3 separate regions of the Homo sapiens genome follow, and all the other regions are linked to region 1. A link is a contact called in ENCODE Hi-C or POLR2A ChIA-PET data. All regions are on one chromosome and are shown on one strand. Each heading gives the region's core, a stretch centred on a gene start or an enhancer-like site at or near the end of the contact. The rest is flanking DNA. Distances are from core to core; before and after follow the strand shown. Region 1 holds the start of LRRC8B (leucine rich repeat containing 8 VRAC subunit B). Region 2 overlaps LRRC8C (leucine rich repeat containing 8 VRAC subunit C). Region 3 holds the start of GBP5 (guanylate binding protein 5).

Region 1 (2,940 bases), core at 392-2,891:
GCCGAGGTGGGTGGGTCACTTGAGGTCAGGAGTTTCAGACCAGCCTGGCCAACATGGTGAAACCCCGCCACCACTAAAAATATAAAAATTAGCTGGGCGTGGTGGCGGGCCCCTGTAGTCCCCGCTACTCGGGAGGCTGAGGCAGGAGAATCACTTGAACCCAGGAGGTGGAGGTTGCAGTGAGCCGAGATCGCACTACTGCACTCCAGCCTGGGCGACAGAGTGAGACTCCGTCTCAAAACAAAACAAAGAAACAAAACAAAGAGCATTTGGGGTTCTCAGGAGGTGTAGCCTGTACACATAGAGGGTACTGGAATTGTTTAAAAAATTACACTGCAGTTTGACTTCTTTTCCATCCTCACTCCTACACCTAGGTTTAGGGGACAGAACCATCTGATAAAGATAAATCTGTTTTAAGATTTCTGGGGTGTTCTGCAAAGACTACTATATCATTTGCAAATAGGTTGTCTTTTAATAAAAATCATGCTACGTAATGTCTTCTTAATATACGCTGAACAAATTGCCTGTTTTAATTTGGCTATATATCTACAATTTAAAATGTTCATACTGTTATCTTTTACCAGTGGAGTGTTTTTTTGTTTGTTTGTTTGAAGTCTTTAGGCGAAGTGAATTTATTCAAGGAAGTTCACATGTCGGTTTTGTTCTTTTAGAGGGGTGTCTTTTTGACCACAAAGAAAAAAAAAGTTTTCCACAAATGTCATCTAACTAAAGGCAATCTATGGACTTTAGGAAGTCAGTTGAGCACACAGATTAATGAGCCAATACTGAGCCTCCTCCCTTCTGACCTCTCAGCACCTGCTCAACTAAGCTCAGGGGAAACTCTTGAGTCTTCTTCTTAAATTGGTAACGCTTGCCCTTTCTTTCTCAAACAAATCAACGCCCAACACCACCACCAAATTATAGGCAACCAACGCGTATCCAACAGCATAAAATAGTTCCCAAGAGCATAAAATAGTTCCCAACAGCGCCAGCGCAGGGGGCAAAACAGAGCGACCAAATGGGGGCACCCTCAGGGGAGTTGCGCTCATCTGGAGCGAGACGCCAGCCTGGGAAAGCGGAACCCCTTTCCCGCCCCGCCCCGAGGACTCACGCTCAGGTGCAACGCCGAGACTCCCGGGGGAAAGAGAGGTGACCGTCTCGGCGCGACCGCCCACACCTCTTGCTCCAAATGACCCCAGCACACAGGAGAGGTCCTCTCAGCGTGGGACTCCGTCTCTCCCGAAGGCAGGGAGCACAACGAAGCGGCCACTCGTCTCTGCAGCCGCGCTACCGGCCCGCAGCCTGGCTCGCAGGTGAGGCGTGAACAGGTAACCGCACCTGTTCGGCCAGCCCCACCTGCTGCGTCCCCGTATCCGGTCCTCCTCCTCCACCACCTCGGTCGGCGCGGCTCGCCCTCCTGGAACCGGGGTGTCACGCTCCGACCTACCTGCGCGACTCCAGCCCCGGACGCCCGCGCTCCCCGCGGCGTGCTCCTGGGCCGCTCCGGGCGGGCAGGCTGCGGCCCCGCGCCCGCACTTTCCCGGCTGCCGGAGGCTGCGGGCTCAGCGGGAAGCCCCGGCGCTGTCCGGCTCGCCGCCTCCGACCGGCTCCATTGTGACGCGACGCGTTCCGCTGGCCAATGGGCGCTCGGCGGCGCGAACCGCTGACTAAGTTCGCGGGTGGAGGAGGAGGGGACGGGGCGGAGGCAGGGCGCGGAGGCGGCTACCACGGTGGTGGCGGTAGCAGTGGCGGAGGAGGAGGAGGAGGAGGAAGAGGAGGAAGAGGCTGCAGTCGCTTCGGTAGCTGCTCCTGCTGTGAATTTTTCAGCTGCCTGGGCCTGAGTGTTTGCCCAGCTCTGGGGCTGCGGGAGCCAGTGACTCACCTATCACTGCTGGAAACAAAGCGCAGCTGCCATCTCCCCGAGCGCGCCATGTGGCCATCGCTGCCCCCTCGCCCAGCCTGGGGTCCGCAGGAGGTAGCGCACAGCCATACGCCCCGCGGAGCAGCTGGAAAGAGCGGGGACTGCTTTCCAGAAGCGGGAGGGAAATGGGCTTCGGCGTGTCCCCCAGGCGCGCCACACCGGTGACTTCGGCACTACACCGCGTGTGTCGGGCCCCAGCCTTCTCACGTGTGCGTCCCTGAGTAACTTGGCATTTATATAACGCGTGTTGGGCCCTGAGGGAAAGGTCGGGTGCAGCACGCGGGAACCTCCTCTTCGAAAAGGAAGTCCCCTTACTTTTCTTTACCCTGCTTAGAAAGATTGCAGGGCCCAGCCTCTGTGAGGGAGGGTTTACAGTTGTACCAACTAAGCGGCTTAAGTTCGATTCTGGCCTTCCAATACCATTGGCTTCTCTCAAATGTCGTTATCCTCAGGATAGGGAGGGGACCACATGGCCGAGGGGCGGTCCCTATACTCATAACCTGCCTTTCACTGCGATTCAACTGCAGAGACACCTCAACTACTGCCCGCTTGCTTCTCTCCCAAGTGGCACTGCATTTGAAGGCCAACAATATTCCTTACGAAACAGAATTAATCCAAACCCACAAATTCTAGGGACATAAATATTTTTATCATCCTCATCCATTTCCCCACTCTCACCCTTACCCCAGTTTTAACTCAGTCTCTGCCCTGGCTATTATCTTGAGCACACTGATTCAATTAGGCAAGATTTATGTCTTTTAGTTGCTATGGTGGTCACATCTCCATTTAAAAAAAGAAAGAAAAAACAAGTTTGTACCGGCATCTCCCAAAGGAATAAAATGAAGACGAACAGACTCAGCATTTGGGGCATCTGAGCAGTTTGTGTAAATGGGAGTATAGCAAATGCCCTATCGAGTTAATATGAGACAAGAGTTGTGTCTCAGACTGTTCAGATGAGGACTACAATTTGAGTCACCCTGAAAGGGAAAAAGAAGGCTGTCTTTGTGTCACTGATCTGT
Region 2 (2,830 bases), core at 179-2,678, 150 kb before region 1:
ATTCAGCGTAAACATCATTAATGCCTCCACATTAATTCCATGTTAAAATCTGGCTCAATAGCCTATGTTTGTACCAAGTTCACAAAATTCTCATGACAGGCACTGAAGGCCGTTAGAATCTCAGTGGGATGGTCATCACCGGTCATGGGCTGCTCAACAATCTCCTGAGACTGAACACACGCAGCAACATGTGGGTCAACCATGTCTTTACTCTCCTGCATTTATCCAAATGTGTGTCAGCCTGCCATGAGGGCCCCTCACTCGAAATCCACCTAGAATTCCTCCTTAGGAACTGACTTCTGAGCTATGCACAGAGATTGTCTTTGCTCAGAGGATAGTCTCCTTTGATCTGTTTTTCACTTTTCTCTTTTTCTTCCCTTCCTTGAGTATGCCCTTCCTCTTTCCTTTTCTCCTTTCCTCCTCTCTAACCTTCTTCCCTCCCTAACCTTTTTCAACACATTTTACCTAACTACTAAGTGCCAAGCACTGGGGATAGAAGATAAATAAAAAGCTATAGTAGAATATGTGACTACTGGGGTGGCTGAGGTGGGAGAATCATTTGAGACCAGGAGTTTAAGGATGCAGTGAGCTATGATGGTACCCATGAATAGCCACTGCACTCCAGCCTGGGTGACAGAGCCAGACCCCATCTCAAAAAAATAAAAAGAAAGAAAAAAAAGAGCATATGTGAGTAACAGATCTATAAACAAGGAAACCAAAAAATGTATTATCCCCTTTCTTTGCTCTTCAGCTCTTTATACTGATTCAAACCCAAGGGGCTTGCATAAGCCAGGCCAGCACTGGAAAAGATGCATACCAACTAGCTTTTTAACTCCTGCAGGTGGTTTGCCAAGAGACATGCCAGAGACAAACAGGGTATAAAACCAAGCATGGGACTGCCCTGGGATGAAGATATGAAAACAGAAATAAACAGGTACCTTTACTTTCACAATCTAAATTTAAAGATGGAATAGATTCAGATAGTTTTTTTGATAAATTCCTTGCTGTATAAACTCTTGCAACTTGCTATTCAAAAGCTAAGAACCAAATAGATTTGTAAAGAGATACTTGAATAAACTTCTATATATTCAATATTTTCATTCATTATTTTTTAAATTGACATTTTTCTGAAGAGAAAGTCCACAGCTCTTTTCCAATCTTCAGTGGGATTTGTAATCCCTCCAAATATTTAACCACTACTCCAACAATGCATTAGCTGCTATGATTATAGAAAGAAAAGCAGAAAACATATGTTGTAAAGAAAGTAGTTACCAGAATTACACTAGAAAAAAAATGGCAAGAACATGAATGAGTCAGCATGAGGGTATAACAGGCTAAGGGCATCAACTTCGAAGAGAAAATGAAATTATTTGGGTTGCCCTGGTAACACCAAGATAAAATGCGGAAATGAAAATGCGAGGTTTAACGCTAAGAAAACCTTCTTCAGCACTAGGGTCTCTCACATCACGGAATGAGCTTTACTATGGCAACACGCAAAAAGCATGTAAACGGATTAAATACAGAAAATATCCAAGGGAGTGAAAGCATGGTATTAATAATAAGAACTAAGCTGATATAATAACTATTCTGGACCTTTCTTTTCTTTGACTCACAGAATTAAATAAGGGGAATGGGAAAGGGTTTGCAGGGATCAAATGAGATTTTCTTCAGTGATATATAATCTTAAATAATTAAAAAAGTTAAACATTATGGATTATTTCCACCCACTCACTTTTCTGCAAATGACATAGAATCTCCACTCAAATATCTGGTTTTATTATAGGAAAAGGCAAAAGAAAAAAGAAACAAACATAAGAAATAGAAACATCCTCCTAGGTTACATTTTCCATGTCCAATCTCTACTTTTTTGGAGGAGATCTGTCATTGGTTATTAAGGCAATAAATGACTCCTCTCAAGGGCAGACAATCATATTAATATAGTACTAGAATATAAAAATAATACTTCAGAATCATAGTGGTTGGGAGCATGGCACTGAAGTCAGGGTGCCTGAGTCTGTATCCCGGCTCTGTCACTTGTAAGCTGGGTGACCACAAGAAACTTACTTAATCCTTCTGTTTTCTCATCTTGAGAATGGGGAAAAGAACAGTATCTTGCTTCACAGGATTGCTGGGGAAGCATGTAAGAGTGGCAAACACTAATCATGGTACTGGGCAGGAATTAGCACTCAATAGATGACAGCTACTAATATTAGCAATAGAGATGACAATCAAATTTGATAGCTATGATAATGACTTTATGATTTTTAAACATGTTATTTTGGTAAGAGCACAATATAAGATCTACCCGCTTAAAATTTTAAGCATACCATACAGTTTGGGTAACTATAGGTACAATGTTGTACAGCAGATCTTTAAAGCTTACTCATGTTGCAAACAGAAACTTTATGCCCATTGATTAGTATTAACAGCTCGCCATTTCCCCTCCCCCCAGCCCCTGGCAACCACCAGTGTTCTCTTTGATTTTATTAATTTGACTACTTTAGATACTTCACATATGGAATCACATATCTTTCTGTGACTGGCTTATTTCACTTATCAGAACGTCCTCATTCATCCATGTTGTCACATATTGCAGAATTTCCTGTTTTTTAAAGGCTGAGTAGTATTCCATTGTGTGTATATACTACATTTTCTTTTTCTATTCATCTGTCAATGGACATTTTGGTTATTTTTACATCTTGGTTATTGTGAATAATGAAGTTTACTTTTGAGAATAAGAATTTATCGGTGTTTGGAGACTTCTGTCCTAATTTGAGGTACCACACTAAAATAGAATTATTTATAAAAACAGAAGAAACAAAAAAATTGT
Region 3 (2,852 bases), core at 96-2,595, 250 kb after region 1:
GCAGTGGTGCAGTCTCGGCTCACTGCAAGCTCCGCCTCCCAGGTTCAAGCCATTCTCCTGCCTCAGCCTCCCGAGTAGCTGGGACCACAGGCGCCCGCCACCATGCCCAGGTAATTTTTTGTATATTTTTAGTAGAGACGGGGTTTCATCGTGTTAGCCAGGATGGTCTAGATCTCCTGACCTCGTCATCCACCCGCCTCGGCCACCCAACATGCTGGGATTACAGGCGTGAGCCACCGTGCCCAGTCCCTCATGGAAGCAGTTTTCTTACTAGCTCTAAAATACCTCTTCTCCCGATTTTATAATCAAGGTAATGAGAGGTGACGGCGTGCTGGCAGCCCTTGCAGCCCTCCCTCGCTCTCGGTGCCTCCTCTGCCTGGGCACCCACTCTGGCGGCACTTGAGGAGCCCTTCAGCCCTCCGCTGCACTGTGGGAGCCCCTTCCTGGGCTGGCCGAGGCCGGAGCTGGCTCCCTCAGCTTGCTGGGAGGTGTGGAGGGAGAGGCAGGGGTGGGAACTGGGGCTGCGCCCGGTGCTTGAGGGCCAGCGCGAGTTCTGGGTGGGCTTGGGCTCTGAGGGACCTGCACTCGGAGCGGCCCCAGGCAGTGAGGGGCTTAGCACCTGGGCCAGCAGCTGCTGTGCTCCACTTCTTGCAGGGCCTTAGCTGCCTCCCGGTGGGGCAGGGCTGGGGACCTGCAGCCTGCCATGCCTGAGCCTCCTCCCCTCTCCCGCTCCCCACCTCACCCCGCCATGGGTTCCTGTGCTGCCTGAGCCTCCCCAACCTGTGCTGACCCCTGCTCCACAGCACCCTGTCCCATCCATGGCCCAAGGACCGAGGAGTGCCAGTGCATGGAGCAGGACTGGCAGGCAGCTCCACCTGCCGCCCGGTGCAAGATCCACTGGGTGAAGCCAGCTGGGCTCTTGAGTCTAGTGGGAACTTGGAGAATCTTTATGTCTAGCTAAGGGATTGTAAATACACCAATCAGCACTCTGTATCTATTTAATCTGGTGGGGACTTGGAGAATCTTTATGTCTAGCTAAGGGATTGTAAATGCACCAATCAGCACTCTGTATCTACCTCAAGGTTTGTAAATGCACCAATCAGCACTCTGTATCTAGCTCAAGGTTTGTAAATAGGCCAATCCACACTCTGTATCTAGCTAATCTAGTGGGGACATGAAGAACTTTTGTGTCCAGCTCAGGGATTGTAAACACACCAATCAGCACCCTGTCAAAACAGACCAATCAGCTCTCTGTAAAATGGACCAATCGGCTCTCTGTAAAATGGACCCATCAGCAGGATGTGGGTGGGGCCAGATAAGAGAAGTAGCCAGCAGTGGCAACCCACTGAGGTCACCCTCCAGGCTGTGGAACCTTTGTTCTTTCACTCTTTGCAATAAATCTTGCTGCTGCTCACTCTTTGGGTCCACACTGCCTTTATGAGCTGTAACACTCACTGGGAATGTCTGCAGCTTCACTCCTGAAGCCAGCGAGACCACGAACCCACCAGGAGGAACAAACAACTCCAGACGCGCAGCCTTAAGAGCTGTAACACTCACCGCGAAGGTCTGCAGCTTCACTCCTGAGCCAGCCAGACCACGAACCCACCAGAAGGAAGAAACTCCAAACACATCCGAACATCAGAAGGAGCAAACTCCTGACACGCCACCTTTAAGAACCGTGACACTCAACGCTAGGGTCCGCGGCTTCATTCTTGAAGTCAGTGAGACCAAGAACCCACCAATTCCGGACACGGTAAGACTGGGGCAAGAGGTGGAAGAGATTTGCAAGATTCATTTGGTTTTAGAAACATTCTACAAAGGATAGGATGCAGCTTATCCTGATGTGGTATATCAGACCTCAGTAAAGAATAAATTGTATTCTTATCAGACAGGCAGCAGAATTCATCAAGTACCAGCTGTGTCTGCCTCTTGCTGAATTAGACATCAATGTGTGTGGTGACTAAACTAAGAGTTTGAAATGCCTTCAAATTATTTTTCTTCCTTTGCAATTTTATGACTTATTCAGGATCATAATTTCCACTTAAGTTACCTTCGTCCTTCATAAAATCTGATTAAACTGACTCGAACTTCAGCATGAAAGTTTCAAAAACTATGATAGCTATTATTTTCATGAGAAAGAACAATGAATATGATGCAATGTAAGTAGCTTGCAAACATTAAGGACAAGAAAAAAATGTTGCCCAGAGAGAAGTTTCATGAAAACAGTGATGTATTTTTAGTCATAGTCTTGTACTTTGTTTGAAAGTAGATTTCTTCCTTTAGCAATAGCCCTGACTTAATTCATGTTGGTTTCTTGGCATCTACTCACTTAACTAACCCCTTTTGTGTTGGGTTCTGCTTCTACTACTCTATTGCCTTTACTATTATGAATCACCTAATTTAACAGTTGCCCAACTGGATCCCTCAATACTGTCTGGCAACTGTTCACTCGTTGAAATTCTCTCCTTTGAATTTCTTACCATGACACATACTTCAAGCATTTTGTACTAGTTTGATTTCCATTTATATCCTTAATAAGAGCCTTTTCCTTTTCCTTGAAATTCAAACCAGAAACTATGCAAAATAAGCAAAAGCAAGCAATAACAACTACATATACAAATGCAGGCGCAAAACCCAAACTAGAATCATATGGCTGAAAACAGATGTTTTCTTTCAGAAATCCTTCCACTACCACTTCTGAGCATTTTCTCTTAGTATTTTTTTTTGGGCATTTTCCTTCTTTGCACTTTTTAAAATCTCCTGCAGCTCGCTCACTCTCTTTCATAAGCCAGCAGTTATACTGATGTTAATAAATAGTTGTTTATTTACTTTTGCTTTTTTAGAAAACAAGC

What was found. A loop is a pair of places that touch in the nucleus more often than their neighbours do. ChIA-PET counts read pairs that join two places held with the same protein, here RNA polymerase II (POLR2A). Pooled maps may share reads with other maps.
Region 2: a loop to region 1 is called in a map with no recorded cell type, with 6 times the contacts of the local background. The contact joins the enhancer-like site here to the promoter of LRRC8B in region 1. A Hi-C loop is called at or near these places in 2 of 37 single-sample maps with no recorded cell type and 5 of 50 pooled maps. POLR2A ChIA-PET finds 5 or more read pairs at or near these places in 2 of 52 experiments (GM10248 and activated naive CD4-positive, alpha-beta T cell).
Region 3: a map of naive thymus-derived CD4-positive, alpha-beta T cell shows a loop between it and region 1 (2.3-fold over the local background). The contact joins the promoter of GBP5 here to the promoter of LRRC8B in region 1. A Hi-C loop is called at or near these places in 1 of 168 maps with a recorded cell type or tissue (naive thymus-derived CD4-positive, alpha-beta T cell) and 8 of 50 pooled maps. POLR2A ChIA-PET finds 5 or more read pairs at or near these places in 1 of 52 experiments (naive thymus-derived CD4-positive, alpha-beta T cell).

What each region holds. Positions count from the first base shown.
Region 1 is chr1:89,523,530-89,526,469 of GRCh38, reverse strand. It overlaps LRRC8B (leucine rich repeat containing 8 VRAC subunit B), which reads right to left and starts at 1,641. Exons shown (of 6, transcript NM_001369817.2): 1 at 1,448-1,641. RefSeq lists enhancers at 1-114, 115-616 and a silencer at 1,318-1,777.
Region 2 is chr1:89,668,894-89,671,723 of GRCh38, reverse strand. The region is part of intron 1 of LRRC8C (leucine rich repeat containing 8 VRAC subunit C); the gene reads right to left. Among named protein-coding and RNA genes, the nearest start is that of LRRC8C, 37 kb to the right of the region's middle. Within about 2 kb of position 1,428, at least 4 of the 41 ENCODE cell types and tissues checked have a DNase peak (open chromatin) inside an H3K27ac peak, as active enhancers do.
Region 3 is chr1:89,271,353-89,274,204 of GRCh38, reverse strand. It overlaps GBP5 (guanylate binding protein 5), which reads left to right and starts at 1,345. Exons shown (of 12, transcript NM_052942.5): 1 at 1,345-1,753. It also overlaps the pseudogene LOC100421401.